Regions from separate parts of the Homo sapiens genome. Here region 2 is linked to region 1. A link is a loop called in an ENCODE intact Hi-C map of the cell type or tissue named here. Cell type or tissue: B cell. All regions are shown on one strand. Links, peaks and the distances in the headings refer to the core of each region. The heading gives the core; the rest is flanking DNA. Region 1 overlaps SAMSN1 (SAM domain, SH3 domain and nuclear localization signals 1). Region 2 holds the start of LOC105372738 (a long non-coding RNA gene).

Evidence for each region. A loop is a pair of places that touch in the nucleus more often than their neighbours do. Peaks named below come from ENCODE experiments on the same cell type or tissue, not always from the same donor. Only the 100,000 strongest peaks of a DNase experiment are listed, where the experiment ranks them.
Region 2: it touches region 1 in a loop (3-fold over the local background); 7 of 110 quality-filtered maps call a loop at or near these places.

Annotation. Positions count from the first base shown.
Region 1 is chr21:14,512,127-14,525,258 of GRCh38, reverse strand. It overlaps SAMSN1 (SAM domain, SH3 domain and nuclear localization signals 1), which reads left to right. Exons shown (of 8, transcript NM_022136.5): 2 at 4,038-4,109; 3 at 8,218-8,367; 4 at 12,686-12,815. The region is part of intron 1 of LOC124905053 (a long non-coding RNA gene); the gene reads right to left. Among named protein-coding and RNA genes, the nearest start is that of SAMSN1, 28 kb to the left of the region's middle. In B cell, for the core only: no CTCF peak of the experiment used is centred there; DNase peaks (open chromatin) are centred at 1,838 and 4,558; H3K4me3 peaks cover 1,466 bases; H3K27ac peaks cover 1,811 bases.
Region 2 is chr21:14,676,167-14,693,204 of GRCh38, reverse strand. LOC105372738 (a long non-coding RNA gene) reads left to right here and starts at 14,606. Exons shown (of 2, transcript XR_937589.2): 1 at 14,606-14,727; 2 at 16,125-16,520. RefSeq lists enhancers at 6,304-6,403, 6,424-6,473, a silencer at 8,682-8,791 and a cis regulatory region at 15,215-15,611. In B cell, for the core only: no CTCF peak of the experiment used is centred there; DNase peaks (open chromatin) are centred at 5,974, 6,524, 7,474, 8,944 and 2 weaker places; H3K4me3 peaks cover 1,932 bases; H3K27ac peaks cover 4,425 bases.

The DNA of each region.
Region 1 (13,132 bases), core at 55-8,054:
AACAATATCTCATTAGTTGTATTTAATGCTTCCATCACAAAGCACATATTCTGGTTATCTCCTTTTGTGTGATTTTAGTGGCCATTGATGATCATTGCCTGGATCCAACATTGCATTAGGGGTTTGCAAAATGGTAATCTTATTATTTCATCATTTTTAATTGATTAGCTGAAGTATGAACATATACAGAACAATTTCCCCTCATCAACTATTTAGTTGATGAACTATTTAGTTGATGAAATAGGTTTCATACAGGAAAGGCAGATTAAATGTCTAAGTTGTCCCTTTATTTGTTAGTTTTCAGAATATAATTATAACATTTCCCAATGTAACTGATGCATTTTTCTTTTTAGTATCCTTATGAACTCATGAATTTTGACATTAGATGTATTTCAATATATTGCACTTTTCTCCATTTTACTTTTTCTCCTTACACTGTATGCTAGAGGTTATTCTGTTGCATATAAAAAGATGTATTTAATTTTTTACAGCTTCATACATTTGCATTGTGTGGATGTACCATATATTATTCAATCAGTATCCTCTTGATGAACATTAGGCTTTACAGCTTTTTGATAATATAAAAGTGCTACAGTGAATATGGAAATGTAAACAATTCATATACAAATGTATTGCTGATAAAGACATCTAGAAATGGAATTCTTGGGACAAAGGGCAAATGTATATGTAATTTTGCTAGATATTGCCAAATTTCCCTTTATAGGTATTGTGCCATTTTACAAATGCATTTCTAATTGCATAAGGAAAGACTGGAAACATTCGTGTAGAGTATAAAGACTAAATATGATCTAAAGTCAACAGACACAAAGAATTATCTAAAATATATATAGCATTTTTATTTAAGCTCATCTTCTTTTTGACACTGCTTATTTATATAATAACTCTGTCTTGATAAGAACTTCTGTCATAAGATAATATTTACTAAGTCTAATACATTACAATTATATAAACAACATTATCAATATTCAAACACATTCTCATTTATTAAGTACTATTATTTAGGAAGCAAGCTTTGTTTCCATATAATTCACCTTGTTATCATAAAACTTTACAAGAACAGAAGTCATAAATGTGTTCATTGTCCAGACCTCATAGTAGACATTAGTCCTTTTTTGTCATAAGCCATAATCTATACATCATAAAACCATCTGAGAAAGTTAGTTACTAACTTTTAAACTAGAGAATAATGAACAAATATAAATGTTCTTTTAAATATTTAGATTTTCTTCTTAAGGGTGTCTTAACATGGATTGATATACTCCTATGGCATAAAGCTATTGAGTAATTAGTGATGAGATGACTGACAAAACCCAAAGTAATAGTCCAGTGTCCTTCTTAAACCACGACTCCTAAATCTGCTTTTCTTTATTGATATAATGAGGGGAGAATTAATTTTAAAAGGTGGTGGCTATTGATTACTTAATGGAAGAAGATAGTGTAGCAAAATGCTGAAACGAGTCTATTCTGTGCCCTCCTGTGCAACAGGACCCATTATCCCATTGTGGAAATCGCACCCTTACTCTCATTAATATTTAACAGGCTATATATAGGCTACAAAATTGCCTTGGGCATGGGCTCCAATCAGCCATAGAATGGTTTCAAGTATATAAAAGAGTAATAGATTTCTGTGTGTTCAGATTGTTTATAAGCAGGACAACAATACGCTCAATTCCCTTCTGTGATTGCTGAGCAATGACAGCCAGATGGAAACACCTCCTAGGCAAGTTGGAGTGATTCATATTCTGGGAAGCCACTGTAGGCTAGTAAGTACTACATAAGAAGAGTTTGTATTTTCCAGTGTGGTTCTCAGTTTCAGCTTTCGTTTCTGCTCCTCTCACCACAGGCTGAAGGGCTCGTCCAGCCGGGGTGGCAAGTCAGCAAAAGGCGTTAATTGTGTCTAACACAGCTATCATCCTTGGGGCAATATTCTGTATCACACTGTCTATCAAGCTAACCCCTTGCCAGAGGTCAGGATCTTTTTATTTCAGTTCTTTTAAAAGGGAAACAAAAATCTTTAAAGATAGCTGGTAGGGAGACATAAGAGCTTCTAGGGACTAGGAGCCCTTGAAGTTGCCTTGTACTAAAATGGGCTGTGATTTCTGAAAGGACAATATAGCAGGTCCTCCAAAAACAGTTTTCTCCAACATCATTTTGTTATAATAATATTGATGGAGAAAAAAAAATCAGTTCCTGACCAGGGTCACTGTCTGTGCAGGGTTTGCACAATCTTCTCATTTATGTGTGGGTTTCCCCCCACATCCCAAAGAAGTGCATTCCAGGTCAATTGGCATTGGCGTGTCCAAATTGTTCCACAATGAGGAGTGTGGATGTGTGCTTCAGTGTGCCCTGCGTTGGAGCAGCACCCTGTCCAGGGCTGGTTCCTGCCTTGTGCCCTGAGTTGTGGGGATAGGCTCTGGCCACTCACAGCAACCCTGAGCTGGAATAACTGGGAAAATAATTATGTTAATTTTTTAAATTAATTTTTCTTAAATATATGTATGGATCGCATTTGTTTCAGTGTTTACCATTAGAAGTGTTTGGGTCTTTATTTAGAAATTTGATGATGTTTTTGTGATGAAAAGTAGATCACAGGAACTTGTTATTTGAACTTGTGATTTCAAGTAGCCTATGGTAAAGTGGATTTTGTTACACCTGGTTTTGCTTAAGGTAGCAATTTCCGAGATCCCATTGAGAGCATTAAGGGAGGCCTTGTTGTACAAAGTTTTATAGATTACTGACTCCCATTATTAATTTTCTAAATTACCAGATTATATGTCAGTACCACCAGTTTGTTTTTAAAATATGATAAACTTGAAATAAGATAAAGTCCTTTAGAAAGAAAATAGTCTCGGGATTTATGAGTACACAAAGAACCCAACATCAGATATCCACCATCCCAAACAATGCATAAAATTAGATAGTGAGGAAATATCAATTTTTTGACTCAATGACTCAAAAGAATTTTAAAATATGTTTAAGGGATTCATTTATTTTGTTGCATATCAGAAATTATTTATAATTGCCTGCCTACATTGAGTTGCATAATAAAAATGTAGCTTTGTAAGCAAAAGGTATTCAAGACAACATCTTCTATTAACATACTGAGCTTTTTCTCAAAACCAGTGAATGAAACTGACCCAGAGATCTCATTGTAATTCTATGTTAAATGTGGAAAAATTCCATTTTACTCCCAACCTTGGACTGTGCATACCTAAATGCTGCTTTCAATTTATTAGTAAGTCTGTGTGTGTGCCTTCTTTTTCTGATACCCAGCAGAGAACTTCAAATGATCAAGAGTTGGTAATAGAAAATGCACTTATGTTCTTTTTTTTTTTTTAAACAAACTTGGTCTTTTATTTTCATTTTTATTTTAATTTTCGGGGTACATGTACAGGATGTACAGGTTTGTTACATAAGTAAACATGTGCCATGGTGTTTTGCTGCACCTGTCAACCCATCACCTAGGTATTAAGCCCATCATGCATTAGCTATTTTTCCTGATGCTCTCCGTCTCCCTGCCCTCCACCCCACAGGCCCCAGCGTGTGAACAAACTTGATCTTTGTGAGGCGTAATGGTGGATCTACTCAGATGCTTGCTTTTTGTTTGTGTTTTGTTGTTGTTATTTGTTTGTTGGTTGGTTGGTTAGTACTACATGCTGTTAAGTTTGTGGTTAGCTCATTTCAAGAAGCTTTAGTTTGGAATTCAAGGATTCTTCAGCTGCCACTTCAAAGAGCAAAATTAAAATAAAAAATTTAAAATAATTTAACCAAGATTTTCTCCAAGGTGCTTACTTAACGCTATGACAAAAAGCGTAGAAAGACATTTGATCAACTGTAAATATAAAAATGTTAATAGGTATACCTTCACAGCCTTTGGATATTCCAGAGAGAAGAGCTTTTTAAAGCCTGTATTTGCAAGAGACGGTGCTTATTAAACTATAATCTAATATACTTATCAGTTTGGACAGTGAAAATAAATTCTAAGTTTCCTTTGCTTTTTCTTTTCTATTTTATAGCGAAGCAGCAGTTTTGGGAATTTCGATCGTTTTCGGAATAATTCTTTATCAAAACCAGATGATTCAACTGAGGTTCGTAGTTTATTCCATTTTTATGAATGTTATGCAAACACATTATGAAATATTATGAAGACAATGTCACTTTTGCAAAGTAAAATAAGAAAAATGAATACATTTTAAAATTATAGCCTTGCATATGTTTTTGTGATAAATGAACAAACCATTATTTAGTACTGTTGTGGAAAGCAATGGGTTCTTGTCACACGACCAGGAAAATTTAGGCACACAGACACATTGTAGGGTGAGTAGGGCAGGGTATATCGGGTGAAAAGGAAAAAAAAAAAGAGGAACTCTCAACAAAGCAAGAGTCCTGCTAGCAGGCTCCTACCTTACAGATTGAATCCCAGGCTACCACATAACAACAAAAGAGGCCAGGCTCCTCCCTGCAGCAAACCACACGACCTTCCCATAGCTCCGTCCCCTTCCCCCAGTGCACAGGTGGGCATTATTAAGAGAGAATCAGTTGGGAAAGGGTGGGCTTCATCCAGGATCATCAGTCTGGTTTTTCAGCCTTCAAGCTGTTTTAGGCTCGAAGGGGAGGTTTCGCAAGGGACCGTTGGCTGTTTCCTGTCTCTATCAGTACCCAGTACCGTGCAGGGCATTAAAAGTAAAATCTTATTTTAAGAAGCCTAACAGATGTTTGGGAAAGCAAAACATGAACCCGAAAAGATAGAATTCAAACTGACACTGACAATTCCAAATTTCCTGAGTATTTCTACTATAAAACAATGTGAGTATACATATATGTACACATACACATACATTGTATTTATACACATTATTTGATAGATATATATAAAATGTTATGTAAGTTGTAATTGCTTTAAATTAGAACAAGATTAAGTGGCCCAACTGTAAATTTGTTAAGGAGAGCATACAGCTGCTCAATTGGACTCTCACACTTCAATGTACACTGAAACATCCCATTGGTGAGTGCTACATACACATTTGTACACTATGAACATTTTAACCGTAGCTTAAGAAAAGCTTCCCATAAAATAAAGTTTACGTAATAATTTCAATAATATGTTCATTTAGTTGAGCACTCACGATGAAATAAGCACAATGCTAACTTTATCTATCTATAACAATTTACCTATTTATAACATAGGAACTATTAGTATATCTATTTTGCCATTGCAGAAATATGCTTGCTTCATCAAATAAAATTACTTCTAAATTACAGAGTGAGTAAATGACAAAGGCAGAAATCAACCTTTTCTCTGACTCCAAAGTTTGCCATATTATCTCATAAAGTAGGGGCCACATATGCTAAGTGGTTAATGACAGGTACAACAACAACTAATAAAATAGTACAGAGAAGGGGTGTCTACTAAGAAAACTGAAAATACTGTTTACCATTGAACCTGATTCAGCAACCTTACAGGTAATATATTCTTTTTAGATCAATAGGTTTTTAGATCAATAGGTTTTTAGATCCTATGCTTATTTTCAAATATAACTATCTGTAATATTTTAAAATAATTTAATTTCAGTAATGATCCCTTTTATTAATTTATTATGTATATATTCACATTTATGAGTAAACTTGTACATAATTGTATAGTCAATCAACATTTACATAATTGTAAGTAATAAATGTAATATATACATATAAATCTCCCCCTGGCCACATATATGTGTTTGTGTGTGTGTGTGTATATATATGGAGAGAGAGAGAAACTGTATATAATTTTATTTTCAGTTGGCATTTTGTATAAATTTTTAATTCTCCACAATCATACATATATTCTACTGCTATTTAGTTTATAATTCTGGAATTAACCTGTACAAGATAGCTCATGTTCATTCAGGTTCATTGGTTAATAATGGTGGCCTAGTAATTTGTAAAAGAATTTAGCAAACCTAATAAAATAGTGTGCATATTTTTCAACAATCCAGCACTCATTCAAAAAATAACTACTCTATGACAGGTTTTCCCTTAGACACTCAGGAAGTACTGTTGCAACAACACATGAAAATCCTTACTTCATGCCTGGAGTCTATAGGGGAAGACAAATCTTAAAAAGACAAGAACAAAACCATAAGTAATATTTAAATAGAAATTTAATTCAGGCTATGGAGAAAGGCATAGAAAAATGTTAACACTCAAAAGACATAAACATAATTTCTTTGTAGCTTCTGTAAATAACGCTAGAAAAACCTGAAAAATATGTGTGGTACATTTTTCTGAAGCTTAGAAATGGTAGAGTAACACAAGTAGTAATTAACATTTCTTATTTATGTTAGCAAAGTAATTTTATAATGAAGACAGAGAAAGTTTAAGTAGAGAGAAGAAAAAGGCTAACTCTAAAATTTTAAAGTGCTTCCGAATTAAATTTTATTCAGGACTTTTGAATTAAGCAAAGAATCTTTGCCTTGATTTCAACCTTGAATGTAGAAATTAATAAAGTGCAATGAGGGTTTAAATTGGCTGTCCATTCATATTTATCATAGGCAATTTGGGGTAAGATATGAAGCAAAATATAATATTGATTAATAATGATGTTAACTATGTGGTTAAACTTTTATATTAAAATATTCAAGTTCACTAAAGAGAAGTTTCCCATCATTTTTTATATTCAGTGAATGACTACCTGTCCACCTACCAGTAATGGTGGGCAGTGTTAAACTAGATGTCCTTCAAGTTTCCTTTCTTGCAAATATAAGGTATTTTAGGACGTGTAACCCAAACATGTCCTCCAAGAAAAAAAAATCTGCAACGTTCTACATGAGAAGTTTCATTTATTCAAATAATATCAAGTGCCAGCTCTGTGCTTGGAAGTACTCTAGACACTCAAAGAAAACAGACAAAGTCTCAAGTCTCATGGAGCATGCATCATAGTGGGAGACGCAGACAATAATCAAATGAACAAACATATTATCGGGTAATGTTAACTGCTTAGAGGAATAATTAATCAGGGCCAATAAACAGGATGTATGGAAGTGTGGAGGGTGATCAATCAGAAAATTACTCTCCTATTATATGACATGTGAATAGAAACCTGGACGACTGAAGGAAGAAATTCTTGGATATCTGGCGGAAGCCAATGGCAAAAGCAAATACAAACTTGGTGAGAACCTGATAGAGAAACTGCAAGGGGGCTAGCATGGCAATACTTTATTACAGTTGTTTTCAAACTTTAGCGAGTATCAGAATCACTTGAAGAGCTTGCTAAAGCACAAACTGCTCCCAAGTGATGTTAATGCCGCTGGTCCAGGGATCATATTTTGAGAACCACTGATCTAGTGAGCGAGGGAGACTTGAGAAGTAGCGAGGGGCAAGGTGGGTAGTGAGGATATTTTATTTCATATAGATTCTATATAATGTAATATATATCACATAATATATTAATTATATTGACAGAACATTATTTTATGTTATGACATATAGAGTCTTGTGGCTGTGAACAGAGTGTTTTATTCTGAGTCATTGGTTTAACAAAATTCCTAAGCACAGACTGAAGCAGTCCAAATAAGATGTTTGATTAATATAGCATGTGAATTACATGAAGATTTCTGTACTAATGGCTGGAACTAGTTCATATTTACTATTGCTTGCGAATATGGGAAATGTGCACACTAAGATGAAAAAAAATCTAACATTTCTCAGTGGATTTAATTAACACAAAAACTTCTTTAAAATAACCACAATCATCTCAATTTCTATGAGAAGCAAGAGGATATTTTAAGGCCTATTCAACACAGATAGATGCTACAGCCTATCTAAAGCTTCCAATAAAATATTTCTCATCTATGTAGACATAAGAACTCCTTATACCTGGTGTTTAATATTATTTGTTCATCTCAAGAAGAGGGAATAAAATGATTCTTCAATACAGCTATTTAAAAAATAGTCAAAATTCTCTAAAAGAGTTGCAGATGTGAGGCTCAAGTCCTTTAACATCACGAATTTTACTTTCTGAGTTCGTAACACAAGCAACCAGGGCTGGACAACTTTAAAAATATGTGTTATGTCCGGATTGTTAGAAATTTTGGAGGCTGCTGCACAGAATGCATGCAAAATCCACAAACTCAGAATGTTCTCTGTAACAGTGATTTCAGATCAATGTTTTTTATTGCTTTATTATTTTGTCTTTTGTAAACAATTCTAAACTAGGCACATGAAGGAGATCCCACAAATGGAAGTGGAGAACAAAGTAAAACTTCAAATAATGGAGGCGGTTTGGGTAAAAAAATGAGAGCTATTTCATGGACAATGAAGAAAAAAGTGGGTAAAAAGTACATCAAAGCCCTTTCTGAGGAAAAGGTAAATATTCTCTGATAATCATTTGTATTTTTCTACTAAAACTTTCTTAAACTATTCAGCTAGACTATAGAAGTGCTTGGTACTTTATGAAGTACTTAAGCATTTGTTTTCTTCCTCAGTCATTATGCCCAGAACTTGGGTGGAAGGAAGTATTACTTTCATTTTAACAGAAGAAACTGACACTCAGAAAGATCATGCATCTGCTGGGTGCAGTGGCTCACACCTGTAATCCGAGCACTTTGGAGGCCGTGGCGGGAAGATCACCTGAAGTCAGGAGTTCAAGACCAGCCTGGCCAACATGGTGAAACCCCGTCTCTACTAAAAATACAAAAATTAGCTGAGCATGGTGGTGCACGCCTGTAGTCCTAGCTACTCAGGAGGCTGAGGAAGGAGAATCGCTTGAACCCGGGAGGCGGGGGTTCCAGTGAGCCCTGATTGCACCACTGAACTTCAGCCTGGCAACAGAGCAAGATGGCGTCTCAAAAAACAAAACAAAAAAAAAGATCATGCATCTAGAATGTGATGCGAAGAACAATGTGAAGAACAACATGTCATTAATTTAGTAGCAAGTATCAGTACTTCATTCCTTTTTATTGCCAAATAATATTTCTCCTTTTATAGATGGATCACATTTACTTTATCCATTTATCACTTAGTGATTACTTGGGTTGCTTTCACTTTTTGGCTATTATGAATAATGCTGCTACAGATACTTCTGTTCAATTTTTGTGTGGAAATATTTTTTCATTTCTCTTGGATATATAGTAACTCCATGTCTAATAGAGAAACTGGCAAATTGTTTTTTTAAGCAGGTGTGTCATTTGACATTCCCATCAACAATGTATGAGGGTTCCAATTTCTCTGCATCATTGCCAACACTTGTTATTGTCTGTCTTTTTAATACTAGCCATCCTAGTGGATGTGAGGTGGAATCTCATTGTGATTTTGATTTACATTTGGTTGTACTTTACGTTTCCCTGATGACTAATAATGTCAAGAATCTTTTCATGTGCTTTTTAGCCATTTATCTATCTTTGTGGAGAAGTGTTTTTCAAATCCATTGTTCGTTTTTAATTGGGTTATTTATCTTCTTATTGTTGAGTTTTAAATGTTTTTTATATATTCTGGATGCAAGTTTTTTATCAGATATATGACATGCAATATAATATATTTTCTCCAATTCTGTGGATTGTATTTTTATTTTCTTGATGGTGTTGTTTGTAGCACAAATGTTCCTAATTTTATTGTAGTCCAATTATCTTTTTTTGGTCACTTGTGCTTTTGGTAACATATTTAACAAACCATTGTCTAATCTAATGTAATGAAGATTTATTCCCATGTTTTCTTCTAAGAGGCCAATAGTCTCTTAAATTTTGGTGTATCATTTATTTCAAGATAATTTTACTGTACAGTATATAGGAAGAGTCCACCTTCATTCTTTTGCATGTAGATATATAGTTGTCCTTACACTATTTGTTGAAAAGACTATTCTTTTCCTATTTGATTGTCTCGGTACTCTTGTTAAAAATCAATTGACCATAAATATATTGTCATAAATATATGGATCATAAATAAGTGAGTTTACTTATGGACTCCCAATTCTACTTTATTGATTTTTATGTCTTATGTCCATTCTCTTTTTCAATCCACTTCAACAGGGCTCTGTCTCCAGTACTCCATTAAAATAGCTGTCGCCGTCAGTAGTGACCTCTGTGTTGCCAGGTCCAATGGTCACTTTTCTTTCTCCTTACTACTTTTCAACTGTATTTGACCCAAGTGCTGATTTCCTTACATATAAAACATCCACTTTTCTTGTTTTTTTTTGACTAGGCATGCTTCTGGCATTTCTTCTTCCTCATAGCTTCCTTTCTTGGCTCTGCTTTCTTTCTCATCCCTTGAAACATCTTCCTGAGGCTTGTTCCTGGATGCTCCATTGAATCTACATTCTCCCCTTAAGTCAGCTCATCTACTCTCATGATTTTGTTTTTCACAACTATATCTCTAGCTATGACCTCTTCACTTATCTGCTATATTAATACAATCAATTGCTTATTTGATATCTTCATTTAGATGTCCAGTAGACATCCAAAACCTAATATATCCAAAGCTAATATATTTATTCTCTACACTTTTACAAAAAAAATGGTTTTCTCATCCAGTATTCCCAGTGGCAGCAGACAACACTGATCCCCAAAATAAATAAAAACAAAAATATAAAAAATAGGAAGAAAAGAAAATCTAAGAATCACCCTAAATTCCTTCTTTTTCTCACTTTTCACACTAATTCATCAGTAAATTCTCTGAATTGTATTACCACGTATATATAAACTCCCTAATTTCTCCATGTAAACTATTCCTGCTTTAGACTAAATAACCAACCTTTCTTTCCTGGATTACTATCATAATCCCCTAATTGCTTTCCATTCTTTTTATTCTTTCCCCCATAAAATTTATTCTCCATATGAAAGCCAGAAATATCTCTGACAAGTGGAAATCAGGTCATGGTTAAAATTTCAGTGTCTTCATAGTGAACCTCTTTACTTGGTGTGTTCATTCTAGATCCCAAGAAAAAGAGTAGAAACACCACAGATTTATGACAGGAAATGCTAGGAAGGCTAAAGAGAAAGCCTTTAGACTGCAACGTAAATCTGACATCTGTAAAAGGATGAGGAAAAGGAAGAAGAATCAGGTAGAGAGAGTCTCATACTTCAGCAGAATACTGAGAAAGCTTTGGTCAGATTGATGGAGGATTCTTATACTAAAGTTTTCCATTACAGGAACCCTACATTCCACTAGAATGGGCTCAAACAATACCCCTATTTTTTCAGTTACTGAAAGGGAGCATGGCTTTAGTGCAAATGGAGTGATGGATACAGAGGGGCAGTCCTGGGACTGTCAGTAAAGAAGGGTCCCGCAGCAAGAGATCTAAGTGGCACATTTCCATGGCCACCACACATGGTCTATAAAGCTTTTCTTGATGTGGCTCCAGTCTACTTCCCTGAACTCACACACTAATATTCTCCTTTCTCACACTACATTAGCCTTGCTGTTTTCCCTGCACAACCCAAGATAATTCTGAGTTCAATTATTTTGCTGTTGCTATTCCTTTTGCTTGGAAAACTGTCTCCAAAGCTTCACATAAGTTACATCTTCTTATCCTTTAGGTCAATAATTCAGGGCATATATTACTGTATGGCAGAGGTCTTTGGAGGATACTCCATTTAAATCAGCCAACCCCTAACCCTAACCTCAGCAACAAATTCTCTCACATCACCCAGTTTTATTTCTTTCATAACACTTACTATTCTCTGAAATTGTCTTATTGTGTTTAGACACACCTCCCCAAATACTCTACACAGACACACACACACGCACACACAAACACACACAGCTAACACAATAGAATATCCTTCATTATAGCAAGCACCCTGTTATCTTGTTTACCATGAAAATCCCCAGTTCCAAGAACACTGCTCAGTACCTAGGAGGTGTTCTATAAAATTGTGTTGAATGACTGAATCAAAAAAGAAATGGATAAAAGTGGAGAATCAAACTGAGTGTATATCATTTGTGTATTCTGAAGTTTTATCAATGTTTAGAAATGCTCACAAATAAAGAATGTTGAATTACATTCTGATGAATATTAAGAAATTCATAGGTTTAATCCAAACTATTGAAATATGGAAAACATTGGAGATGTTTTCAAGAAAATATAATTTGTTTTGAAATTGTCTGTCTTTTCTAATTTTATGCAAGATTTGCTTCTCACTTGACTAGGTGGCAAGCATGGTATTAGATTTGTAAAGCTTTTTAGATAAGCTTTGCTTTAGAATTGCAAAATGTACATGTTTTATTCATATCTAGTGATCTGGTAGGATGCAAATAACTGACATGAAACAACTATGCAGAGTTTAAGCTTGTAGGATCAGATCTCAATGGATTAGTAATGGTGGTAAATAGAGCATAAGGACAACATGAAGAAGTAAAAGTGCTTTAAAAGATAAACCATAGATGTCAATAAATCTAACACTTTTGATTAAATAATATTGATATGATATTCATCCTAGTTTGTAAAAATGAGCCATTATAATTTCAACTGAATTTTACAGAAAGAATGTGTCATCTGAGTAATTTTTCCAAGTATATTGTGAAAGGTTTTGCTAGAAATTGAACTGAAGATGAACTACTTTTGTATTTTATCCTTATGTATCCTTAAGTATTTTATTGCTAAAATATGTGTCTATTAAATCAATGTACTCAATGTACATCTCTGTGGAAATCTTCTCTCTGTACCTAACCTCTGATATGTTTTCTGAAGGATGAGGAAGATGGAGAGAATGCCCACCCATATAGAAACAGTGACCCTGTGATTGGGACCCACACAGAGAAGGTGTCCCTCAAAGCCAGTGACTCCATGGATAGTCTCTACAGTGGACAGAGCTCATCAAGTAAGGCTAATGAATCAGGGACAAGATCCTGGGTGTGAGGTCTGGGTTAAATTAATTAAAAAACAACAAGTTAAATCAGCCACAAGGTTCCAGCTACTTGATAAGAGAAATGGTAAAAATGTAAGATATATTAAATCTATATAGAGTTGCTATTGTTTAAATAATACATAATATATTTGACACAGTCATATAGTGTGTGAAAACTTTTAACACTGTAGTCAACGGGGCTCCTCGGGATACTCCTCAAAAAAGCCATATTAGGAGATTAAACCTGCATCTTTAAAATAAACACCTTTGTTGGAGTGAGCCACCTTTAT
Region 2 (17,038 bases), core at 5,579-13,578, 160 kb before region 1:
GTGAACCCGGGAGGTGGAGCTTGCAGTGAGCCGAGATGGTGCCACTGCACTCTAGCCTGGGCGACAGAGCAAGACTCCATCTCAAAAAAAAAAAAAGATGCTGGGTGCCACAGCTCACACTTGAAATGCCAGTACTTTGAGGCTGAGGTGGGCAGATCACTCAAGCCCAGGAGTTTGAGACCTGCCTGGTCAACGTGGCAAAACTCTACAAAAAAACCCACAAAAAATTAGCCAGACGTGGTGGTGCATGCCTGTAATCCCAGCTACTTGGGAGGCTGATGTGGGAGGATCACTTGAGCCTGGGAGGTCAAGGATGCATTGAGCTGTGATTGTGCCACTGCACCCCAGCTTGGGTGACAGAGTGAGACCTTGTCTGAAAAAATTAAAATAAAATAAATTTTAAAAATTAAAAAAATAAAAAGAGAAGGAAGAAAAGTAAAATTACACATTCACATTAGTGTCCCCAACCGATGTCTTGGTTTTTTGAGTGATGATAAAGTTTTATTTTTATGTTATTCATTTATATTTTTACTATTATGGAGAGGCATACAATTCACATTCACATAGCAGTAATGCAAAATTTTAAATATTACTAAATGTCTAAGATTCGGGGTTTTTTAAAGACACAATTCTTGTATAAATGGCGTAGACCTTATTTTGTATTTTAAATTAAATATGAAACTATTCAGTTTGAAAAATTCAGAGACAAGGTTTCCTTGAGTCATAATTTTAGAGCTAGAAGTGGTAATCAATATTATTTCGTCCAACTTTCTGTACTGAAACAAAGGGTTACAGAGATAACTTGCATTGGGCTCTTATTAAGGGAAAAGGCAAGAGTAGAGTCCATATCTTCAGTAAATTTTACAGTGATCATACTTTCCCTTTAATTGGTATCAAAATATATCCTATAACACTAACTTTCCTCACATACACAGAATCTTAAATATTTAACACTGATGGACATTGACCGATCAGCATAAACACTCTTACCTGAATGCCACCCTGGTACTTACTAGCTGAATATCAGCCCTGCTTGGAAACTGTTAATGAGAATTTCATCATTTCCTGACATGCTGTTTTTCTATTAATACAGCTAAGCACCGTGCTTCTCTTAGTTACACTGCCATATTATTATGCCACGTTTGAAGTGGGGTCAGCTCTGACTTCAGAAGCCTACCTGGCTTAGACAAGTCAGTCTAACTCTCTCTGGATCGTTTATTTTTTTCTACCTAATTGATGCGAGCTGCACCTGGCACTATATTATTACTTCATCCTCTTTAGACCCACAGGCGATTTCAGCTTATAAAGGTCATGTCTTATTTTAGCTGTTATCAGCTAATTCATCACCATCAGAAAATTAATTAGTGAGCAGATTTACTAAAGACTCTATACCACGACCAAACTTTCAGTTAATTCAGTCAAATTGGTGAAAAATCAGTCCAGCCATTTTGTTTTGTGTGTGTGTGTGTGTGTGTTTTGAGCCAAACAACTAGTTAATTTATTGTGTCACTTTTCAGTAATTCATGAACTGGGCTAATTAAAAAATAACATTATATAAAGGACTTACATATGTAGAATTTTGCCAGAATTTTGACTGCTTGGATCAGAAATACCCATTAGTAAATCCTCCTTGGGAATGACCCCTAGAAGTTTTACAGTCACCTGCTGATAATTTGATGTAAATAACACTTTCTCAATCTGTTGGTGAGTACCATATGCCATTTAGGATAAAATAAAGAGGTATATTTTGGTGAGACATATTGTATCTATTTCCTCCCCCAACCTATCAAGTTTGTCGATGTAACAGGAAAAGAATATCTTCTATAGATTTTTAGAACTTGGTGTTTGAAAGTCTTTCTTAATTGGGTTCAATAATTTTTAACAGAAGCCTCGTGGTGGACAGAAAACTGCAGCAACCAACTTGAGCATGATAGAAAGTAACGTTCTTTTAAATAATTAATAGCTGCTAAAAGGTCCCATGTATTATGGAGTGGGGAGAGAGAAGACCAGATTTAATCAGAGGATTCAGGAAGGAGCGTTGATGAGAGAGATTAATCAAACTAGAGCATGGTCATATAAGGCACAGATCAGATGATTCACTCACAAAATTGAGCAAGAGCAAAGGAAGCACAGAGTAGGGGGAGGGTGACATGGTGGAGAAAGACACATATGCCATGGTAGTCAAATGTCAAACCTCATTAGAAAAGTTGTCCAAAACATCTCTAATGAGCTGGAAACAATGTGCAACTCACCTGGTTAGAGGCTTTTTTGCACAAATTCAAACTCAGGCCAGGTTGCTCAATGGGTCTTCAGAGAAATTACAAACACTGGAGTGAATCCCAGCCAAGGGGAGCTGTGTTAACAGACTTCTCCCAGCCACCTAACTTTGGCAATTGAGATCTTTGGCAAAGATGAAGCATTTCGTCTCTTCGAGGTAATGTTGAATTGGCTTCATCTATATGTTGCCACTAATAATTGTTATAGAAGACATTAAGATTAGAGAAACCAAAATAACCACCACAACAGACAACACAGTTTTTCCAAAGTATCAAGATCAAGCAAGGCTGGGGGCCAGATATCAGTGAGCAGAGAAGGATATGATGGAAATCTCTGTTCCCCTGCCAAAGGAGAGGAGTTAACTACACTGAGCCACCTAAGCCATCTGTATATGCAGAATGACCTTGGCAGAAGTGGAACACATTATTTGTTTCCATGGAAGAAGAGTTTTTTTGGAGGTTTTTTTTGTTTGTTTGTTTGTTTTTTCAATCAGGCGACATGGTCTGGTGCAGAGGTGTCCTCATTTTTACTGCCAAGACCTCCTGGGCATCTGATGAAATGTTGTGAACTTCTTTCACGTTTTTGATCTAACTTTGTCCTTTGTGGATGCCTTAAAATTAATGGATTAAAAACGTCAGCAGAACTCAACTCTTTTTTTTCCTTCTCCTCCTCCAATTATAAGTAGAAGGAATGATCCTCTGCAATCATCCTTTTGATTATGTCACTGTCTTTAAATAACTTGAAAAGAATTCTTAGTTTTAATTTGCATCAAAATAAAATGTTCTGACTCTCTTTCTTTGTTCATCCCGTACCTTGCTGTTCTTATTTTGTGTTGCACATCACTCTCACCTCCCGTCTGCAGCCAGGCATAAACTATGCCATCCTGCTTGCCTTATTATTTTCCTACTTTAAGATTTGCCACTGCCCTCACTTAAAACATCGCCCACACCCCTTTCCATGAAACCAGGCCGTTTATCTCTGTCCAAACTTTGTTTAATTTTTAGAACTTTATTGCCACTGTCCTATGTTATGTGCACATACCTGTTTCTGACACTTTTGTAATCTATATGCATTTATGTTGTCTTCACTACCAATCGTTTGTAAGTTTCTTAAAAACAGGGGCCCTATATACTTCTTCTTTGTCATTTTCTCAGTACAAGGCTTATCATTGTTAGTTGATTATTGGTTCCATTTACATATCAATGAATACCATGCGATATGGCTTGGCTGTGTCCCCACCCAAATCTCATCTTGGATTGTAGCTCCCATAATCCCCATGTGTTGTGGGAGGGACCTGGTGGGAGGTAATTGAATCATGGGGTGGGTTTTTCTCATGCTGCTCTTGTGGTAGTGAATAAGTCTCAGGAGATCAAATTTATAAAGGGCAGTTCCCCTGCACACCCTCTCTTGCCTGCTGCCATGTCAGATAAGCCTTTGTTCTTCCTTCGCCTTCTGCCATAATTGTGAGGCCTCCCCAGCCATGTGGAACTGTGAGTCCATTAAACCCCTTTCATTTATAAATTACCCAGTCTCAGGTATGACTTTACTAGCAACATGAGAACGGACTAATACACCATGCTACTTTGATTTTCACTCAAGCCTGGGCAGACTGTATTACTTTGTTCTCCGATTATTTTTTTCCATTTTCTATTTGTTCAGGTTTCTATAATATCTCAAGTCTTAAAATATTTCCCTTGAAATAGCAATAAGAGTGGTCTCTTTCAGCACACAGTGAATCTATTCAAGTGTGCCAGGTCACGCTTTGGAAAGTGTAGAGGGTGTAAGGAAAGTAGTAAATCCACAAATTCCTTTGCGTCCATCCACTCAACAGATACTTGACTCTGTACTTACATTCATGTTAGGTTCTTTCTTATTTAACTTGTCAGTGGCCAGTGTGTCTGTTACTTTGTTTATAGCATAGCCTTCTAGAGCTATCACTTTTCTATAGATTAATTTACACTTTCTAACTCCTACTATAGTTCTATGTACCCAGTCTCCCTCAATTACTTTTTGATGATAATTAAACCACCAAACGTATTTTCTTTAATATTTCCAAAGGAGGAAAATTGTAAATAATGACATTTTCCACATAAGCCAGAGACTTGAGTGTCAGCCATAATCTTGTCACTTGTTATGAGAGCCAAATCTACTAACAAAAAAGCCCCCAGAGGTGAGCACTGGAACCCCGTAGACCTTTGAATATGGAGAATTCGGGCCTAAATGTGTATCTGTGGGCATGTGAAACATCACTTGTTTTCAGAATGTCTCATACTGACTCCAGACAACCTTCTGGTGGAAACCTGTCCTCAAAGGCTAGTATCAGTCATATAATTGCTCCGCAGTCACCTTGCCTCTCATGATGTGAGCCCTACTCTGAGATCATTGTCCTAATTTATAGTATTTGAAAACAAGCAAAAGGATAGACTTGAAGATATATTGACTAAGTCTCTAGTCCAGGAGGTCAAAAATCTTCCATTGTGCTGAAAATGTCAAATTTAGCCCTTCAACATTTCTCTAAACAGCTCTCTGCAATTAAGCCTCACTAACAAAAATAACCAAATATTGAGAAAGAGTTGACAGAATTAAGTTTTGCATGAGGAGAATACTACTCTTACATTTCATTAGAATTCTGGCTAGAAAAAAACATGGTGCTGATGGGATCCCTGAGGCGTGTGAGTTAGAGAGCACCTATAACATAGCTTTGTGAGGCATGTGTAGGTGGGGGAAATTTTGGTTCAAATTCTAAAGGTGACAAATTGATATGAGCTTATTATTTATATTTCCAATTTGAGCATTATGTAAGACTGCCTCCCTCAGAATCAAGAGCACCTTGTTAAAAATGCCCCACAGGCCTGCTGGGCCATTCTCCTCTAGGGGTTGTATTGAGGGAATCCACCTTTTTTTAACAAGCTCTGCCAAGTGATTCTCATGTTCAGTAAAGTTTGAGGGCCGCTGATATACACTAAAATAGGAAATCAGAAATATTCACTGAATGCTGTGCACTGGGCTAGGTGCTGAAATACAAGAGTAAACAGACTCACTTCAAGAATTCCCAAAGGCAAATCATAACCCCATTCCTACAGTTATGCATTCCTACAGAGTGCACGCAAACTCTAAAGCTTGAGGACTGAGTTTTCAAGTAGGTTACTTTTAGTTTCTGTAAATGGAAATGCATTTTCTTATCAATTAAGCTAAAAAATAGTCAAATTTATTTAAGGCATTCATAAACTGTTCTCTTAGCTGATGAAAAAATTGTGCAAAGTTATTTGCTTAAGCCAGTCTGAGAAGTTCTGGCAGAACTGGTAGAGAAAGTTATATTTTGGGGCCCCATCTTCTTTCTTTGCCTGTTACATCTCCATGGTGTTTCATCAAGGAACCCCTGGACTCCTGGCCTTTCTTCTGCTTTCCTGTCATAACCACTCTAATGACATGAGTATAATGGAGAGAGCTAAGCTGATAGTCACAAGAAATGGGTTTGTGACTCACACTAAATATGTGGTGTGGCTTTCAGCAAATTCTTTAAACTCTTTCAGTTCCTTTATTTGCAAAAATAAAGGGTAAGGTTATAGGAGCCCTGATATTCTTCCTGGTCCTCTTTCCTCAGTTCTGGGTTGCAGGCAGGAATGATAACTATCCCCCTAGTATCATTGTTGGCTTCACCCAGGGGGAAGAGTGGATGTGTTTAAGGCTTATGCTGGGCATTCCATAACCGTTTCTTTATTCACTATGAAGAAACAATTTACTCAACACTTCACTTTACCTGCCCAAAGTGGAGCTATTTATTTATTTTGCAAGCACATACAGGGCCTTGTGATGCTCCAGGAACTGATCTAAGAGCTTTGCTTAGAGTTGACAGTAACTATTCATTTTTATAACAAGCCTGGGAGGAACTATTATTGTCCCCATTAGACAGATGGAAGAATGCAAAGCACACAGTCTGCTCATGGTCACGGACACCGGAAACCAGACAGTCTGGCTCCCATAGTCTGCGTTCTCAACCATTGTTCTGTGGTCTGTGCTGAAGGTCAGAGGACAGGGAATGGAGTGGAATGTGGGCAAGTCCACTACATTCTTTGCCAAGGACTCTGCATAAATTTGGTGTGGCAGAAGAGATCACAATAACTCTGAAAACATTTAAAATAATAAATGATAATGTACACGAATTCCAGCCATTGGGTACTGCTTTGGAAGACATATCAGTCTGGGGTCACACAAAAACCAGAGTGAGAACATTGAGAATGTGAAAATGAAAGTTGCAACACTTCTTAAACACCTTCTTTCGCACGTCTGTCTATAACCCTTCTCACAGGTTGCTTCTGCTCTAGTTCCAGCTCAGCTGAAATCCATCCTACCTGCAGCCTCAGATGCTAACTTTATCTTCTCTGTCTTAATTATTTAGATCCATATACGTTTACTTTTTGTAGTTTTAATAAAATCCCCTTTACAAGGTCTAAGAGATTACAAATGTAATGTGTGGTTGGGATAAATGTTGTTATAGAAATCATCACTAAGTCTCGTTTCTCATCTGGCGTCCCTCATTCCGGGGCCTGGAACCTTGATTGTGACAGTCAGGTTTTCTTTTAACTAAAGATTTTATAAGACCACAAACAACAAAATGGTTAATTAAGAATAATTATGTCACACCTGTAATCTCAGCACATTGGGAGGCTGAGGTGGGCAGATCACAAGGTCAGGAAATCGAGACCATCCTGGCCAACATGGTGAAACCCTATCTCTACTAAAAATACAAAAATTAGCTGAGTGTGGTGGTGCATGCCTGTAATCCCAGCTACTCAGGAGGCTGAGGCACAAGAATCGCTTGAACCCAGGAGGCGGAGGTTGCAGTGAGCCGAGATCACACCACTGCACTCTCAGCATGGTGACAGAGCGAGACCCCGTCTCAAAAAACAAAAAAACGAAGCATAATTATGGATTGGGAACAACTGTATCTGCAACTCAATATATAGTAAAATCCAGCATAATTATTTACTATAAATGGAATGATAGGTATTTCTAATATTAATTTCCAATTTTGCCTTGTGAGTAAATGGTTATACATAGCCAATTGGAACTAAGAAAAGAATTCTATTCAGGGTTGGTTTCAATTGCTAAATTTTTCTACTGCTAAAATTCTGCTGAATTTCTTAAGTAACATGTGATTGCACCCTGGGATGTCACTTCCTTATTTCAAGTTCCTTTTGCTATAAGCAGACAGTTAGTTCTCAGCTTTTGCTCAAGTAATTTGTCAGTGCATAATGTAACTAAAAACTTTCTATCATTTCGATTTTTAAAGGGGTTCACTCTCAGCAACACGCCTCTACCAAATGCCTGCTATTAATTAGTTATTGCCCTGGGGATGGTTTTCATGAGTGAAATATGGCCCTGAAGTTTTCTGTTTCCATCAAAAGTCTCTGTCTTCTTGCTCAGCTGACTTTATGCTCTTTGCCTCATCAAAGTTTGACTGAGCACTTACTAAGTGTTAGATACTGCTGGACTCTGAGATTACCAACAAGAATAAAATACAACTTCTTTTTTCTGGTAGCCCACTCTTCAAAGTGGGCCAGCTGCATACACACCTACAATATTATTTGAAAATTGTCATGATAGAGATATGCCCAGGTACCACAGCAAACTAAGATAAAGCTATCAACTGCATATTAGCATAGTGGAGGCTGAGAAACTTTCACAGAAAAAGTGACTTCTAATTTGATTTTGAAAAGGGAGTTGAAGTTGGACAATAAATGATGGTGAAGAGTCCAAAATACAAGGAGAAGCAACATGTGCAAAAACATGGAAAAGTTAGAAAGTTGGTGCAGTTAGAGGACCTTAAAAGGAGTATGATATGGCTGGGCATTAAGTGTTTGGGGCAGATGGTGACCCTGGAATGGCAGAGGTCTTTTGGGGTTAGATCATAGAAAGTCTTGCAGTTGACTGTACGCAGTGGCTCATGCCTGTAATCCCAGCACGTTTGGAGGCCAAGGTGGGCAGATCACAAGGTCAGGAGTTTGAGACCATTCTGGCCAACATGGTGAAACCCCGTCTCTACTAAAAATACAAAAATTAGCCGGGCGTGGTGGCGCACACCTGCAGTCCCAGCTACTCTGGGGGCTGAGGTAGGAGAATTGCTTGAACCCGGGCAGCCCGAGATCGTGCCACTGCACTCCAGCCTGGGCAACAAGATTGAAACTTTATCTCAAAAATAATTCTTGCAGTCTATGCTAAAGTCTTTGGCTTTGTTCTGAAGATATTCATCTTGAATGAATTCCAGGCCTGTTTTAGAATATGAAGGACGCAGTGCATTGTCAACCAAGAAAAATAAGCACTGATGCAGAAAAACCCAAATGTATATAGATTTTAGAAGGTATTTCAAGACTCAAACTCCAGATTAACATATGGTACTTTAGATGAAGAAAAAGCACTGACTTAGGTAGGGGAGTGGCATATCCACACCGGTCAGCAAGGGAATGAGTTTGTTGGTGCTAAAGTAAATGGCATGCAGTGAGCCTGGTAAGTAATTACAGAGCTGGTCAATAAGGCATGGGCCATTAAAAATGAGGTGGGAGTGATGGTGGCTTCTGATGTGAGTTTTATTATTCGATGTGGTATTACTAGAAAGTATTGATTAATTGGATATAGTGGAGAGGTGAAGTGGCCCAGAAAACAGGAAGTGAAATTAACTGACTTCAAGGCACCACAAGAAGTAGCTCAGTGTAGCCCAGGCTGAGACCCCAGATGGGTCAGAAGACCAGTGTTCGGCTAGTCAATGTTTTGCCCTTTTGTGTTTTATTTAGATTTCAAAAGGCCCTTGCTACATTTAAGAGATTGATTCCTCCCAGCCGGGCACGGTGGCTCATGCCTGGAATCTCAGCACTTTGGGAGGCCTAGGAGGGCAGATCACCTGTGGTCAGGAATTCAAGACGAGCCTGGCTAACATGGTAAAACCTCGTCTCTACTAAAAATACAAAAATTAGCTGGGTGTGGTGACATGCAGCTATAATCCTAGCTACTCGGGAGGCTGAGGCATAAGAATTGCTTGAACCCAGGAGGCAGAGTTTGCAGTGAGTGGAGATCATGTCACTGCACTCCAGCCTGGGTGACAGAGTGACTGAGACTCTGTCTCAAAAAACAAAGAAAAGAAATAGATTCCTCTCCCCTACCCTCCTTCCTTCTCTCCTTCCTTTCTTCCTCCCTGCCTCCCTCCCTCTCGCTTGTTTGTTTTTTTCCCCTTCCCTTCCCTCCCTCCCTCCCTGCCTTCCTTCCTTCCCTCCTTCCTACCTTCCTTTCTTCCTTTCTTCTTTCCTTCCTTCCTTCTTCTCTCCTCTCTTTCTCTCTCTGTCTCTCTCTCCTTTCCTCTTTTGCTTTCTCCATTCAGGCTACTATAACAAAACGCCTTAGACTGGGTAATTTATAAACAACAGAAATTATTGCTCATGGTTCTGGAGACTGGGAGGTCCAAGATCAAGGTGCCAGCAGAGTTGGTGTCTGATGTGGGCCTGTTTCTCATAGATGGCACCTTCTCTGTGTCCTAACTTGGTAAAACAGCCAAACAGGGTCCCTCAGGCCTCATTTTATAAGCACTAACCTAATTTAAGAGGTGACCTAATCACCTCCTAAAGGCTGCATTTCTTAATACTATCACATTGGGTATTAGGTCCTAACACACATTCTGGGGGAACACTACCATTCAGACCACAGCACTTCCTTCCTTTCCTTCCTCTCTCCCTGTTCCCTCCTTTCTTCCTCATTTCCTTTCTTTCTTTTGCTTTTGTTAACAGGAAGAGGAATCTACAGATTAGTTAAGCTAAAAATGTAACCCTACTATTGTCTAAAATTATAAATTTAATTAGCTAAAACAGTTTTTATAACCATTTTATAGCCACAATTATTAATTCTAAATATTCAGAGACACTAAAGTATGACATATGTAATATATTATTCTTGTCATATATTTATCCCCCTACTTGATCCACATTTTGTAGGTTTATTTTTAAGGCAAATTTAAATAACTAAAAATGTTTTCAGTTTTCTACTGAATATTTCTGTATAAACTTTTAGTCTGAACTTCCTTTCTTAATTCTAGGTTACAATAACATATTAATGTCTTTGAAGTGTCTATCTAATTTGAACATTGGTTCAATGGTACCCATACAACTACGTTTATGTACAGACATGTTAGATACACTCAGTCATCTAGGCTGTAAAACAAAAGCCTTTCTTTAGAGCTTTCACTTATAATGTGACAACTTTTTGAAAGAGTAAGATATTTGGCCTAGTTTTAAAGGCTTGGCAAAAAGTAGATGTGGAGATGCATGATCAGCCTTTTATCTAGCAATCTATTATTTCTAGAATTCTAGGTCAGGGATAGCACAGCTGAGAAAAAGACAACATTAAACTCACATAAATCTCACCTGTATATCTGACAGAATAATTAATAGCATTTTTGTTCCTAAATGATCTTCTCCCATATTCTTTGCAAAACAATAGAGTTTTCCATGTGCCACACAATATCCACCCAACTTGCATATAGTAAGGTAGAGAGTTTTCAGAAAGTATGAGTGGAGAATTACTTTTGTGAAAACATGGGCAGAGAATCACGACTCCTTAAGCGCATGCCAGACAATGATACACAGAAGTTCTTTGCAGGAGAATGAATCAGGCCTGTCATCTGAATAGGAGTACTGGGATGACAACAACCATCACACATTCTCAGACTGTTCTCTAGTTTGTTCCTGAATGGAAATTATTTTAATGGGAAATTCTAAAAAGCATTAAATTATCTGTATTTTCCCTTGATTTAAAAAGCAACATATACTGTTTCAGAAAACAATTGAAAATACAGCAATTAGAAAGTAGAAAATTAAATCCACAATTCTATCATTTAGAGAGAGAAAAACATAAACATATCCTTAAATACAAACACACATATAGACAAAGAATACTATATACAGAGCTGTACAAACTATTTATAAAATAAAAAATGCACATTTATCTATTTTAGTAATCTCAGTTCAAATATACACAGAGGGGAACATTGAAGGAGCACACAATAACTGATTTGTGGTTGGCCCACATTACCATTGTGAAATCTGGTGGGTTGGCAGAAATAATTTTTTTTTTACTTTATTTTTTTAAAAGAGTGAGCATTACTGTTTTTTGTTAAAGAGGGACCATTGAAAGTAAATTTTCTAGCAACAAAATTTACCCCAAGAAGGAATATTATGAAACAGACTCAAAGATTTTTATGAGATACGGACATAGTGGTTCTTGATTTTCTTATTTTATTTTATTAAGTTCTGGGATACATGCGCTGAATGTGCAGGTTTGTTACATAGGTATACATGTGCCATGGGGGTTTGCTGCACCCATTAACCTGTCATCGTTTCAAGCCCCACATGCATTAGGTATTTGTCCTAATGCTATCCCTTCCCTTGCTCTCCTCCCCCACAACAGGCCCTGGTGTGCAATGTTCCCCTCCCTGTGTCCATGTGTTCTCATTGTTCAGCTCCCACTTATAAGTGAGAACATGCAGTGTTTGGTTTTCTGTTCCTGTGTTTGTTTGCTGAGGATGATGGTTTCTATTTCATCCATGTCCCTGCAAAAGACATGAACTCATTCATTTTATGGCTGCACAGTATTCCATGGTTCTTGATTTTTCTAAGGCAACACGATTAATCATTTCTTCACATTTTGCCTTTGTTTCAAAAGGATTTGTGGTTTCTTAAAATAATACACAGATTTGTTTTGAAACAAACATTACAGATAAGGAGCTAAATTATATTATAAATGAGTGCATGTAATATGAAAAAATAATAACTAAGTTCAGTAAAGTTACTACCAATTTATAGCTTGGTGCCCAGTTCTGACCTTCATGTTAACCACCTCTGATGGGAAAGAAACAATGAGCTATCGTACATCTTTCATAGACTAATAGGAGTTAATATGGTCAGGATATTTTCTAGTCTTAAATCCTGAGAATGATTTGTTTTAATTGATACAATCTTTTCCAGGTTTTTCTCTATTTATTTATATATTTTCAAATTTTCAGAAAGTTTCTTTATAGAGCCAGCCTTTCCTGAGTGCTATTATATATGAGACGTTATACTAGAGCTTTACGTCGGTATTCTGATTTTTTCCTCCCAACAGCTCATTGCTATAAGTACTACTATTACTCTCATTGAAAGCTGAGAAAACTGACACTTGGAGACTTTTAAGAACTTGCTGAACGTAACCTCTCTAGCAAATGGGCAAACTGCTTTGGAATCTATGGCTTTTGAATTCTAAATCACATATAGCCCACTCTTTTCATTGGGTTTCTGTAGTGAACTTTAGTAAAAGTGTAAGGTTAGGCATAATATCTATGTGAGGTTGTTAGCTATTTCTCTGGGGAGCTAGAATATAGATTAAAAACACGCAGATAAAGCATCAGTGAAAATAGGTGGACATGGGTCCTCAAATTTTAGTATTAGTATTACCTGGAGAGTCGTTAAAACACAGCTTTCTGGACATCACCCACAGGATTTTTGTTTCAGTGAGTCTGAAACAAAAATTTGCATTTTTGCCCAAGAATTTGCATTTCTAACAAGTTGTCAGGCGATGCCTATGCCGCTGGGTCAGTGGTTCATAAACTTGAAGTCACATTGGAATCACCTGGAGGGAATTTTAAAATTCCTGGGCTTTATCTCTTTTAATTAATCTTGGATGGGTCCAGGCATCCATAGGTTTTATGAGTTCCCCAGGTGATTCTAATGTGCAGTGAGGTTGCATACCATTGTTTTACACTTTCCCTATTTAATATCACTTGCTTTGGTTGGGCTTGAGACAGGGCATTGAAAAAAAGACAACTTAAAATTAGATCCTTGACCAGTTCCTAAAAGGAAGGGATTATGCTATTGATTGAAAGGAGTTGGCAGGCAAGTAGGTGCCACGGTCATTGATATGGTTTGACTCTGTGTCCCCACCTAAACCTCACCTTGAATTTTAATAATCCCCACGTGTCATGGAGAGACCCAGTGGGAGGTAATTGAATCATGGGGGGGTGGGTCTTTCCATGCCGTCCTCATGAAAGTGAATACATCTCACAAGATCTGATAGTTTTCTAAGGGGGAATTCCCCTGCACACTGTCTCTTGCCTGCTGCCATGTAAGATGCCCCTTTGTTTTTCCTTCCTCTTCTACCATGATTGTGAGGCCTCCCCCGCTATGTGGAACTGTGAGTCCATTAAACCTCTTTCCTTTATAAATTACCCAGTCTCAGGTATTTCTTATAGCAGCACAAGAAGGGACTAATACAATCCTTTACTGCAAGTTTAACGTTCTTTCCATTGTACCTTGAAGGGCCTGAGAATCCATAAAATTAGTTCAAAATATGCCCTCCCGACATGCAAACGAGGTAATTCAATAAAAAAAAATGTGTTTACCCCTCTTGTTATCCAGTTTTTCTCAAATTGATGTTTTTGACTTTGGCTTCAAGAGGCCATGCTGATCTCTTTGTTCTGACAGTAATAATTTGACAAGCTTCTAACCTCCAGAGACTCCTCCTTAATATAATCCAAGTGCTGTTTGCTATAGCAACATTCAATTTTCACACAACCTGCTTTTTCATACATTTTACTGAAATATCCCTGATCCATCTTGCATATGTCAAATGCAGAATGCATGTCATCCTCTAACTAAGGAATATCACCAGCCCTTGTGAAGTAGGGCTGTCCCACAGTCATGAGATTCTTTCGGGCTACACCATCATTGTCTTGTATGTAGTGTGGGTGTGTGGGTAGGGGTGGGGATTGGCCAATTATGTCAACATTTTTTATTGTTGCATTTTTTTATTATGTCATAAAAGTGGGTGTTTCCAAAGGGCAAAGTATAATTGAAAATTCTATAAAATGTTTTAACTCTTGGGATGAAACTCTTCTTATAAGGTCCAACTCTATTGTTTGACTTTTATACCTTTGAATTTTAGTCATATGTTCAGGGGTTTACTTTGCTCAACAAGGTAAATCAGTATAGTAGGCAACTTCACTACAAATAGTTATGGGAGTAATTGCTCACCTGAAATACAGCATCTTATTTTTATATTTGGAGCTTCTGTGACCTAAATTCACTGCTTTAGCACCAAAGGCTTATTTAGCAGCATACAGCAACATAACTTGCAGGGAAGTGTTCAAGGCTGTAGTATCGATATTTATACAGCAGGAGGGAATCAAATCATGAGCATAGCACGTGGGAATTCAAGGGAAGCATTGGTTAGTACCCACCGGAATTTCAGGACAGGGATTGTGACAGAGGTAACAATTGAGATGGCTGTTGAATTATCAGGTGTTGACCAGTGAGCAAGGAGGAGAAGGGCATTCTAGAGATGCACAGACTAGAGCAGAGCAATACATCATGCAAGATCCAAGGTTTTCCCTACGGTGTGTGCAAGAAGGCGAGTCAGGGTGCCACAAGAGATAGGGTAAGATAATGTGACATAAATAAAATTTGTAAGCCACGTGTTGGAGATTCTGTCAGAGTCTCACCATATCTTTGTACCTTGCCCAGTTCACTGTGCTCCAGGGCCAACTTCAAGCTGTGCCTTGGGGCTTTGTTGGATCTCTAGAAGGTTCTCTGGCCATTCTTGGTAGGCCAGAAGTGCTGAAGGAAGTGAGTCCCCCCGTCCCATTCCCAAAAGTGCTGCGGAAGTGAGTCCCCCCATACCCAGAAGCAGACTGACTAGATTTGTTGTATATGTATCCCACAACCTTCTCCCTTCATTAGGATAACTCGGAGACATGAGTTTTGTAGCAATTCCCCAGGATATTGTAGCAGGATTAAGCTCTAGTCTTCCCTGCCTTCCTGTCTGTGTATCAGTTCCCCATTCCCTTGTTGGTGTTCGTTGTGCTCCCAAATAAACTATCAGCGTGTAAACCCTTATTCAGGGTTGCTACTGGGGAAATTTGTGCTAAGGGAACATGATAAGGAGTTCCAGGAAGGAGTTTAAAGGTTTTAGATAAAAGTAGTTTCATCATATTTTGAGAGATCACGCTGACAGTGAGGGGATAGATAAAGTGGATGTGAAAGAGAATAGAGGCAGCAAGACGAGTGAAGAGAAAATTGCCAGAGTAAAGGGAAGATTTCAAAGACTGGTTTCCAGGACTGGGGATCGAGGAGTGGAGCTAGACAGCAGTGGTGGCTGTGGGATGTTAAGCAGTAGACAGAGTCAGCTGAATTGAGGCCGTAGGGAAGACTGAGAGCGAACGGTCCAAGAGATAGCACAAGACCAGGAGAATGGTTTATCCATTCAAGGGAGGAGCCAGCTCTAGGAGTAAAGAAGCTCTCTCTCAACTGTGCTACCAGCTCCAGATAGATGATGTCCGCAATGAGTGTATTAGATTGGAAAAATTTGAATCATTAATAACCTTCAGCAAATCACGTTCCATAGAATGATGGGACATAATTCTAATTATGGTAGACTGAACAATAAATGCAGTGACCAAGTGATTATAAATTAGTCTTTGCAAGAACATGGCTTTCAGGGGAAGGAAAAAGAGAATGATGGTTAATGGAGGAAGGTTTAAGGTCAGAGATGGTGTTTTTTAAAGACAGGAATGGCTTGAGCTGATGTGTAGATGGCAGTGATATAACAGGTAGAGGCAAAGAGGCTGAAAATTCATCAACTGATAGTATAAGGTCTTTGTTCTGAAAGAGATAGCAGGAGGGAATGAGATCATAAGCAGAGCAAGTAGTTTAACCTCACATTGTCAAGTGTTGCTGACATACCAGACCCATGAAGGGATAAAGGAAGTCAGGAAGCTGATTTAAGAGGGATGTGATATTTGTAATCTCTTACTATGGGTTTTTTTTTTTATACAGGCATTCCTGTAAACTTATATTCATGAAGAAAGTCAGAGTACTTGTTGCAGATGCAATGCTAGGTCTTCAGCCATGTGCTATAGAAACAGAAGGTGACAAATATAACCAAGGATTGGGAGGAGAAAAAGAAGAAAGCCAATTTGGGAAATGAGACTGTAAAGTTTATAATGCTACTGATTTTCAAACATTTTCAGAAGCAATGGAAAGAAGAATGCGAAGAAAATGAGTTTATTTTCCAAAATGCTTTTTTTGTTATTGTTTTGCAATTTCCCTTTGTTAACATCATATAGGTTATGGGGGTTTCTGTTTTGAAAAAAATAAATACTGCACCGTGTGTGGATTGCTACTCAGCACTCAGCAATAAACAAGTCAATGAATGCTCTAGGTTTTAATGAATTCGGTTTTACTTCTTTACATCTACTTATTAGCTTCTCTACCTAAGATGTGTACACGAATCACTCTAACATCCAGGCTTCCCTGCAAATTAAAAACAACAACACAACACAGAAAACAAAAACCACCCAGAGCTCTCAAAATTAATCCTAAATATAGTTTTGCCTGGCCCCTGTGCAACGTACAGGCTTAGCATGTTTCAGTTTTTCAGGTCTTCTTTTTGGCGTCTAATTTCCTGAAGTTGAAGAGACAGCTGTCTGGGGGCCTGAGACTTAAGATGATGAACATGCAGATATCAAGGAAATGGTTTCCTTACAGCAACAGCTCCTTTTAGATCTGAGCATTTCCTCATTCTCACCTGACTGTAGAACATTACAAGTTTCCATTTGTGCTGAATTCAGATACATTCTTTCTTATTGGTGGAGGCAGTTAGGGTTAACTTCTTTTAGCCTGCTTTATGCAAGGCAAAATTTAATCAAAGTGATCTCCAGATTCCAGTAATATGACATTTCAACTGTGTA